2 separate regions of the Homo sapiens genome follow, and region 2 is linked to region 1. A link is an interaction called in ENCODE POLR2A ChIA-PET data of the cell type or tissue named here. Cell type or tissue: IMR-90. All regions are shown on one strand. Links, peaks and the distances in the headings refer to the core of each region. The heading gives the core; the rest is flanking DNA.

Region 1 (5,394 bases), core at 261-5,260:
AATATGTGAAGCAAAAACTCAGAGTAGTAAAAGGAGAAATAGATAAATCTACATATATTTCATATATTTCAACATCTCTTTCAATAAGTGATAGAATGAATAGACAAAAAGTTACTAGAATATGGAAATGGACAACTTTTCAAACAACTTTACCTAATTAACATTTATAGAACACTTTACCCAACAACAGCAAAATGCAATTTCTTTCCAAGTGCACCAAGAACATTTACCAAGATAAATCTGTTCTAATCCATAAGAAAAGTCACCATAAATTTAAAAAGATTCAAGTTATATAAAATATGTCATTTGGCCACAATGGAATTAAATTAGAAATCAGTAACATAAAAATCTTTACAAAATTTTCTGATATTTGGAAATGTAATAAGACATTTCTAAATAACTAATGCATCAAAAGGACAAATCAATGAAAAATTAGAAAGTATTTTGAATGGAATAAAAAGGAAAACAGGATATACCAAAATGTGTGGGATACTACTAAAGTGGTACTTTCAAAGGGAGATGTATAATTTTAAATACTTTTGTTAGAAAAGAAGTCTCAAATCAGTTACTCTAACTTTCACTTTAAGGAACAAGAAAAAATAATAAATACAGAATAGAAGAAGAAAGAAAATAAAAATAAGAACATAAACCAATGAAACAGAAAACAGAAAAATAATGTAGAAAATCAATTAAACTGAAAGCTAGAACTTTGAGAATATCCACAAATTTTATAAAGATCTAGGGGGGAAAGTGAGAAAATGTAAACTACCAACATCAAGAATCAGAGAGGGGATATCACTACAGATCCTACAGATATTAAAAGGCTAATAAGAGAATGTTTGCTGGCATATTCTGACAAATAAGATAATATCTATGATATAGATTATCTCTACTATATACAATGCACTCACAATCAAAATTCCAACAGGCTATTTTGTGCAAATTGACAAGTGGATTCTAAAATTGTTATGGAAATTCAAAGGCACTAGCATAACCAAAAAGCTTTGAAACAAAAAGAATAAAGACAGAACATTACACTATCTTATTTCAAGGCTTACTATAGATCTACAGTAATCAAAACAGTGTGGCATTGGCATCAAGATAAACAAACAGATCAAATAGAGAGTCAAGAATATATAGAAATGTCAGTCATTACCCAATATATAAAAATTAACCCCAAATTGTCAAAGACTTATAGGTAAAACTTCAAGCTATAAAAATCCTAAAAGAAAACAAGTGAGACTACCTCAGTGATCTTGGATTTGGTAAACAGTTTTTAAATAGGGCACGAAAGACACCATTTATAATCATAGGTATCTATTCTTTTTAATTTATGATATCTATAATGTTGGACTTAATAAAAATTAAAAACTATTGTTCTTCAAAAGACACTGTTAATGGCTAGGTACGATGATTCATGCCTGTAATCCAACAATTTTAGAGGCCAAGGTAGGAGGATCACTTGAAGCCAGGAGTTTGAAACCAGCCTTGGCAACAAAGCTAGACCCTGTATCTACAAAAAATAATAATAATTTTTTAAAAGGACACTATTAATGAAATATAAAGCAAGCCATAGGCTAAAGATAAGATTTGCAGATCTATGTCCAATAAAGGGCTGGTGTCTAGATGTAAAGAACTCTTACAACTTAAAAACAGAAAAAAAAATTTTTTTAAATGGGGAAAAGATTTGAACAGATATGTCACCAAAGAAGGTATATGGATGGCAAATAAACACATGGAAATGCAAATTAACATCACAAAATCACACTACACATTCACTAAAATAGCTAAAATGTTTAAAATTCACCATAGCAAATATTAGCAAGAATGCAGAGCAACTGAAACTTTCATACACTACTGGTGGTAATTTAGGGCATGTAAAATTTTATGACCACTTTGGAGACTATTTTAGCAGTTTCTTAAATAACTACACATTCACTTATAATACTCAACCATTCCATTCTTCAATATCTATCCAAGAGAAATAAAAAATATATCCACACAAAACTTATATGTAAATGTTCATAGCAGATTTATAATAGCCAAAAACTGGAAATAACTGAAATGTTCACCAATAGGTGAATGGATAAATATATTGTGGTATATCCATAGAATGAAATACTACTCAGCAATAAAAGGGAACAAACTCATGATACACATAGCAACATAGATAATTCCCAAAATTATGCTGAGTTGAATAAATATAGTCACAACAGAGTGTAGATTCCATTTATATCAAATTCTAGAAAGTGCCATCTACTCTATATTGATGGAAAGAAGATCAGTGGTTACCTCAATTTGGGGACCCTGGAGAGAGAGAGATGAATAACAAAGAGGCATTAGGAAACTCTGAGAGTGATGGATATGTTTATTATCTTAATTATGATGATGGCTTCATTATAATATACATATGTCAAAACACATCAAAGTATACACTTACATATATGAAGTTCATTTTATGATAACTATATTTGAATATAGATTCAAAAATTAATAATGATATTAATACCTAATAATTATATAGGGCTTATAAGCAGTTCTCAAACTTTTTCATTTCAGGGCTCTTATATACCCTTATGGGTTACTGAGTACATCAAAATATTTGTTTATATAAATTTTATTTATCAATATTTACCATATTAGAAATAAAAATAGAATTTTTGAAATTTGAATTTGCTAACTCATTTTAAAATAGCTATAATAAACCCATGTCTACAAAAGATGACAACAGTATCTATCCCATTGAGTTGTGATAAGGATTAAAATTCAGCAAAGTGCCTAGGACATGGGAAGGCTCAATAGCTTGTACTTATCAATACGTAATCCTATACTCTAAATAATTAATAAATGTGCTATATTTTACTAACCTGTGTAAGATGCAGTGTAGAACTAAAATCCTACCATACACATAGACTTACAAATAGCCTTAACATAGATGGAGCATCATAAATAAATAAAATTTATCACCTCTGAGAACACAACCTTATTTTTTAAAGGCATTATGAATCCACTGAAAATTAACAAATTATTCCACAATGGCATAGAAAAAATAGCTAACAAGGTAGGAAACAAAGTCAACACAAAAACCACCTCAAATCACACACTAACATAAGTTCTGAATGTTTCTAAGTGAAAATAGAAAAGTTCTATGAAAAAAGGAATTCTGAAGTTTTAAAGCAGTAGGAAAACATACCAAAGAAATTAATCTAAATTTTACAAGAAAAAAAGCAAGTTTCTGTAGGTAAAAACTCATAACATAAGCAAGTAACCAAGTGGGAAGTATTTCTACAAATCTATAGCATATATGTCTTCAGTATGAAATAAACTTATGCAAGTTTTTGTCATATTCAATGTTTTTGTTTAGGGCTTTGTTCAGTAAAGTGAAATCTACAAAATTATTAAAGAATGATTATACTATAATAGCATCAGAATATTTAAAAATATTTTGGTTACCAGATAAGGTACTATAAAATTAATATTTTAAAAAGAGAGCCCACTTTTATTTTTAAAATAAGCTGTGGCAGTTTCTTTTTCTTTTCTTCCTTTTCTTGGGCATTGGAAAGCTTAATAATCTTTTCAAGATTTTGGGTTTTTTTAATGTTATTATATATATTTAAGGTGTATGTCATGTTTTCATACACATACATAGTGAAATGATTACTACAGTCAATCTAATTAGAATATCCATCATCTCGCATAGTTACCTGTATATGTGTGTATGGTAAGAGGACCTACAACCTACTTTCTTAGCAAATTTCCAGTATACAACCCAGTAGTAACTATAGTCTTCATGCTGTACATTTGCTCTCTAGACTTATTGATCCTAATCAAAACTCTGCACTCAATTTCTTCCCATTTGCCCATCATAATCTCAGCCCCAGATCCCAGCAACCACTATTCTACTTTTTGCTTTTTTGTACTTGACGTTTTTAGATTCCACATATAAGTAAGATCATGCAGTATTTTTCTTTCTGGCTTATTTCACTTAACCTAATGTCCTCCACATTCAGGCATGTTATAAATAACAAAATCGTCTTCTTTTTTAAGGCTACATGAAATTCCACTGTGTGTGTGTGTGTGTGTGTGTGTGTGTGTGTGTAACATTTTCTTTATCCACTCATCCATTGATGGGCACTTACATTGATTTCATAGCTTGGTTATTGTTAATTATGCTTCAATGACTATAAGAGTGGAGATATTTCTTTTTTTCTTTTTTTTTTTTTTGATGGAGTCTCCCTCTGTCACCAGGTTGGACTGCAGTGGTGCGATCTCAGCCACTGCAACCTCCGCCTCCCAGGTTGAAGCGATTCTCCTGTCTCAGCCTCCCGAGTGGCTGGGATTACAGGCATGTGCCTCCCCGCCCAGCTAATTTTTGTATTTTTAGTAGAGGCAGGGTTTCACCATGTCGGCCAGGATGGTCTCCATCTCTTGACCTCGTGATCCACCTGCCTTGGCCTTCCAAAGTGCTGGGATTACAGGCGTGAGCCACTGCGCCCAGCCGGGAGTGGAGATAGTTCCATGAAGTGCTGATTTCATTTCCTTTAAAAATATATAGAGAGGAGGGATTGCTGAGTCATGTGGTGATTCTATTTTTAATATTTAGAGGAAACTTCATGCTGCTTTCCATAATAACCGCACCTGCAAATATTTTTTAAACTAAGGAATTTATTTGATAAATGGATCAAAACATTGAATATATAATTCACAAATAAGGGGGAAAATGCTTAGCCTCACTAACAAGCACAAATGTGTATGTGTGTAGAAATTTCAAGGAAAGAAATACAATTTTCCTTGTCCAAACAGTAATTGTTTTATGTCATTAACATTTTCTGGTTTGATAAAAATAACGTGAAGGCACAATAAGGACTCTCCATTAGTGTCAGAAACTCAATTCAAACCAATTTAAATAAGGAAAGAAAGAGAGTGGGAAGAGAGGAAGGAAGGGAGACAGGTAAAGAGGCAGGAAAGAAGACAAGAAGAATAGAGGAAAAGAAATTAATTTGTTGGCTTATCTAAGTGAAAAACATACGGGTAGAACTAGCTGGTTTTAACTCTCAGGTGAATCCCAGCAGTCCCACCACATAACCATTGTTCAACCTTTCCCTCTCCATTCATCTCTGCTTTTTTAAAGGGGAGATGAAGAGTGGAGAGGGAAGCACTGAACCCTTTTCACACACAAAGGTGACTATGCGAGATGGGGGATATTCTAATTAGCTTGATTACAGTGATCATTTCACTATGTATATATGTGTGGAAACATGACATACACTTAAATATATATAATAACAGTTTTTTAAAAAATCATAAATAGATTGAACTTTCTAGTGGTCCTCTTCACAGCTCAGAATTTTGAAGAAAATAGGAGAAACTTCCCTTTAAAAAAATCTCCAATGG
Region 2 (5,394 bases), core at 174-5,173, 150 kb after region 1:
AAACAACTTCTCTCCCTTTCTCCCTGCCCCTTGCCCTAGCCCTGGCCCACAACACACACCTAAAAAATAGCAAGAGTATTACCAAAAAAAAAGTCCAATAGGCTGGAATAATTGGGAGATATTTTATTAAAGCGCATATAGTGTCACCTGGATAGGGTGACACTAGATAGACCAAGAAGATGAAGATATTTCAGGCAGGTGGAACTGATTAAGACTGGACTTTCAAAATGAGCTTCTGGTTAAGCATAGAACTCCCTTATATAACACATCTGGGACTCAGTGCCTCTGCTTTCAAGTTGAGGACAAAATAGCAAAAGGGAAACTGACCACCTTTTATTCTGTGATGGGATTATTTTCTCTGTTGCTAGATATTGACATATGTGTGTTAATAAGACAGAAGTTTCTTTTCTGGATTCATCCACACTCAAAAGTATGCTTCCCTTATTTAAGTGGTACCTTTTCTCTCTTCGCCTGCTAGTATAATTCTTAAAAAAAAAAAAGAAGAGAAAATAATAATAGCCAGTATTTATAGACAACCTTTGTGCCGATGCTACATTAAGCTCTTTATGTGTATCCTGTCATGTAATCTTCATATACTATGTGTTTTATAAAATGATACTGTACAAAGCCAATTATTAACTTTGCTAAGAGGAAAAAGACTTCCCCAAGGAAGTAATATTTGAATAAAATCTTCAAATATGTCATAGGAGTTCTCCTGGTAATCAAGTCTGGGAAAGACATTCCAGGCAGGGAGATTGAATCGAAGGTATTAGAAAAATTATGGAATGTCCCAGAAAAAAGTAAGTCATTCAGCAAAGTTAGATGATAGGAAGGGATTGAAGTGGGACCAGACAGGCTAGAAGAAGCCAAATTGAGGAGAGATTTATATGTCACAATTTTACCAAAATTAAACAAAAATCCACTGACGTACTTTACAAGGGAAAGTCATTATCAGACCTGCATCATAGAAAAATTATTTGGGGCAGTGCAGTGCATGGATTGATCAGGCATGGAGACTGGAGGTAGACACAGCCAGTTAGGAAATTGTCTTAGTCCATTTTGTGCTGCTGTCACACAATGCCACAGACTGGGTTGTTTATAATGAACAGAAATTTATTTGGCTCACCATTCTGGAGTCTGCAAAGTCCAAGATCAAGAGGTCGAGTCTGATGAAGGTCTTCTTGCTGCATCATCCCACAGCAAAAGGCAGAAGGGCACAAGAGTGCATAAGAAAGAGAGGAAATAGGGCAGAACTCATCCTGCCCTATTTCAGAAATACAATATTTCAGGAATACAAATATCAGGAACCCATTCCTATGACAGTGGCATTCACGAGGGCAGAACACTTATGACCTAATGATCTGTTAAAAGTCCCACCTCTCAGTCAACAGTTCCACCGTTGGATTGAGGATTGAGTTTCTAACACATGAACTTTGGGGATACATTCAAACTTTAGCAGAAACTACTGTTAGTCTACCTGATAGATGATAAAGAATAAAACTGAGGTGAGATTCAGTCAAGAGTTAAGAATAAGATGCCTACCCTCCAGGACTACCCTTAGGGTACCCCAAGACACTACCCTCCAAGGCTTAGAACCAAAGAGGAGAGGAAAATCTGGCAAACAAATGCCAATGGCACCAGGCCATAGATGTGTGAGGCCAAGTGGATCATAGAGATTGTAGGTACTGGGCAAGGTCAGAGGAGAGAAAGCTTCCAGCCTGAGAGCTCCAGCAAAGCTTCCAGAGGAAGTGTACAATGGCCTGAATATTTATGTCCCCATAAAATTTATATGTCAAAATCTTAACCCCCAATAAAATGTGATTAGGAGGTGGATCCTTTGGGAGATAATTAGGTCACGAAGGTGGGGCCCTCAAGCATGAGACCAGTGCCCTTGTGAAAGTAAACCCAGCAGCTCTCTCACCCTCTTTCCACCAAGTGAGGACACTAAGAAGTCTACCATCTGCAACTAGAAAAGGATCCTCGTCAGCACACGACCATGCTGGCACCTTGATTTCAGACTTTCCAGCCTCCAGAACCAAGAGAAATATATGTGTGTTGTTTATCAGCCACCCAGTCTATGTACTTTGTTTTAGCAGCCTGAACTGACAAAGAAAGAATAGTATTTTAGTTTCATACCAACAAATGAGTATGCCTTAATAGAGAGAAATACTGTGAAGATTATTCCAGTTGGGAATAGCAAAACAAAGGCTTTAAGAGTGGAAAGCATGAAGCATGTTGGGAGGTGCCAGAGTGAAATAGACAAAAACACACTCCAAAGACAGTCTCACAGGTCAGAATCCTGAGCAGGGTCTTGTCTGCTTTCCTACTCACCCTGGTAGACCCTCAATGATAACCCCTACCTAGCAGGGGCAGAAGAAATTTTACATTGACTTTATCACCAAAAAAAAAAAAAAAAAAAAAAAACCACAGATAAGGTCTGAACATAATCAAAGGCCTGGAATAGCACCCCAATCAATGACACCCTGAACATGCCAGTGGGACGTTTCATCAAAAGGAGCTGCCATTTCAAATCTCTTGGTTTCTCTAAGCCTGTTCAGTGATCCCTTTTCTAGTTTCTTTGAGCCAAATGGTCCTGCCACTTAGTTCAGTGTCTTATTGTCCTGAGTCATCTTCTCAGATTGCTCAAGAATGAGTCTCCCATTTTAACACACACACGCACACACAGCAAGTCATGGACTGTGGCGGTTTTCTGTGGGTGTGATTGTGTCTAAGTTGCTGGAATGCAACAAGTCTAGCTTGGAAGAAGCTTAGTCCCCATGCCTGCTGGCTCTCTGCATGTTCCCCACCAGAAACACAAGGGCTACAAGCTGAGGGTCCTGTTCTCTCATTTTTTCCACCTCTCTTTATTCACAGGCAGGCCAGAAAGCTATTTAGCAGTAAATGAAGCATTTATCCTTTAATTCTCAGATGTATGTAATCTGAAAAAAAAAAAAAAAAAAAACAGAGAAGAAAATATCCTGAGGACGTCAGAGAGAGAAAAATGTGCAGAGCAGATGCTGCTACTTGTTTTTGTCCCTGTTTTATCTTTTAAAATACATAAAACATGAGTAACTAGGGACAAATAGTTCCAGCTTTTGGTAAAATACAAATGGGACTATTTTATAACTTGGGTTGAATTTCTTATATTTTAAGCTGTTTTGCTACTCAACACACTTCATGGCCTCATAAAATTCTAGAGCAGGAATGGAACTTAGGTGACTTATTCCAGTTCCTGGCCTGTAAGTTGGTAAAAGAGCATCCAGAATAGAAAAAAAAAAAAAAAACCCTTTTTTCTTCTATTCTAAGTTTAGAAAGTCCCCCCTCCCTGCTATGCTAGCCCTATTGTACCATTCAGAAAGTCAAAACGTTTCTCTTATGTACAAATATTCATTCACATGACAATTACCATTAGGTGGCAGAGATGCAAAAACATGACACATGAGTTGTGTTTACACAATTCATGTTACAATATAGTATGGGATACTATAATATAGTTATCCAGAAAGCATGGAAGGGCATGAAGTGGGGGTGGGAGCTAACCAAGACTGAGGATGAAACTTGGTTTAGGGTATACATCATTTTAGCTTAACCAACATCAATATATAACCAAACAGTGTCTGTATCTCATTCTTTAGTTTTAAAAGGTTGTCCCTACAACCTCCTCATTCATTTCATAGCAACCCTATGAGGTAGGTTTTTCTGTTATGTCTGATTTATACATGTGGAAATGGAGGCCAGAGTTTTTAAAAATAGTAGGGGTCTAAATTGGAAACCAAATTCAGTCCTTGGGACTCCAGGTTCCTTGCTCTCTTTTTTCTCTGACTCTGCCTTTCCATTATCTTTTTTTTAAAGGGTAATACTATGTAGCATCTGAGTGCCCCAAATAACTGAAACGGACAATGATTGGTACAGGACTCCCAGAAGGGAGGAATGCCCACATCACAGGCTAACATGTGGTGGTCACAGAAAGATGGGCTTGGTCTGAGCTTTACAGATAGAAAGCAAGACCTTGTTGTTTGGAAGTCAGGGTCAATCAAGAAGAGAAAAAGAATAAACATTAATTCTATATGATAGTGGTTCAAAATGTGGGTTGTGGACTCAGTCAGAAATGATTTCGAGTTCCAGATGTTTCCTTACCTGCGATTTTGTCACTGTTTAGTGACTTTAGGCAATTCATTTAACCATGTAAGCATTAAATGTGATCATGAACATAAAAACATTGATCACAGTAGCTGGTCTATATGAATTCTCAATAAGCAATGGAGATGGCAGTGGTGATGGTGATATCATTGCTAACATCGTCACCATCAACCCCTAACCTCCCAGAGATTCCAGGGAGGGTCCGTCAGGCCACCCTTCCTAACACTGTTACACCACTCACCCCATGGCCTAGTCTACAAGGCTCTTAAGAACATGGCTTCCCATCTACCTCCCCTTTTCTCTTCAGCCCAGTGTCTTCCTCCCATAGAACAGTCATTTCTACAAAACTGCCCTTCCTTCAGTCTTTCTCTGTTTTCCAGAACTTCCTGTGGAATTCACGCCCCTGGAAAGGACAGACCTTCTTCCCAAGAACACAGAAACTGCCTGCTACAATTCTCAGGTGGACCCTCAGCAGGTGGGAGTCAAGGGTGATCTTGTACTTGTCTGCTCCCCACTGGAGGTTCTCTCTCGGTCTGCTATTACTTACTGCATACCTCTGGACTGTGTTATTAGCCATCAAAGGCTGCAGGGGCCCCAGCTGCCACAAAACAGACACATAAAGAAAAAATGTGAAGCCAAAAATGAATTACTACAGCTGAAATATGTGAAAGAGGCAGTGTTTCTATTTAGAGGTCCACCGTCTCCCCACCAGGCCTCTACATATTATTCACCTCCCACAACCCACACTCTCGTCCCCCTCCTATTCTTCGACCAGTTGCCAACTAATCTCACCCCACTCCCAAAGACAGGCCATAGGTATACCAAAAAGGGCCATAGCTGGCAGTCAGGAATCAGGGGTCCAGGCTGGATCCTGCTGATGATGAGCACATATATGTTTTCTCAACCTCATTTTAAACCAGCAACCCTACTAGAGGATCAATCACCTTAGGCAGTGTAGCGAAACCCCTTCTTTACCTCAGTGACAGGAGAAGAACAAAATGAACTTCCATGTCCTTGCAGTGTCCTCTAAAGCAAGCTTTTCACACTTAGAAACTAAAATTGCTAAATCAACAGGGCCTAAAGATGTGGGCGTGTGATGCAAATTTTTGCAAGTCCTTCATGAGGAATAATGGTTATTAGAAAAAAAATGATGCAAAACCCTATCACCTCTTCTTTCCCTCTTAGCTCCTAGATAAGTGTATTCTAGCTGCGGAATAAAATGCATCACAGATTTGGTCACCAGTTCAAAGCATA

The links. Peaks named below come from ENCODE experiments on the same cell type or tissue, not always from the same donor. Only the 100,000 strongest peaks of a DNase experiment are listed, where the experiment ranks them.
Region 2: POLR2A ChIA-PET joins it to region 1 with 13 read pairs; 3 of 35 experiments call an interaction of 5 or more read pairs at or near these places.

The regions. Positions count from the first base shown.
Region 1 is chr1:221,106,917-221,112,310 of GRCh38, reverse strand. It overlaps LOC101929750 (a long non-coding RNA gene), which reads right to left. Exons shown (of 7, transcript XR_001738479.2): 7 at 4,448-5,394. Among named protein-coding and RNA genes, the nearest start is that of LINC02817, 230 kb to the left of the region's middle. In IMR-90, for the core only: no CTCF peak of the experiment used is centred there; no DNase peak of the experiment used is centred there.
Region 2 is chr1:220,954,704-220,960,097 of GRCh38, reverse strand. No RefSeq gene overlaps it. Among named protein-coding and RNA genes, the nearest start is that of HLX-AS1, 77 kb to the right of the region's middle. In IMR-90, for the core only: no CTCF peak of the experiment used is centred there; a DNase peak (open chromatin) is centred at 2,677; H3K27ac peaks cover 153 bases.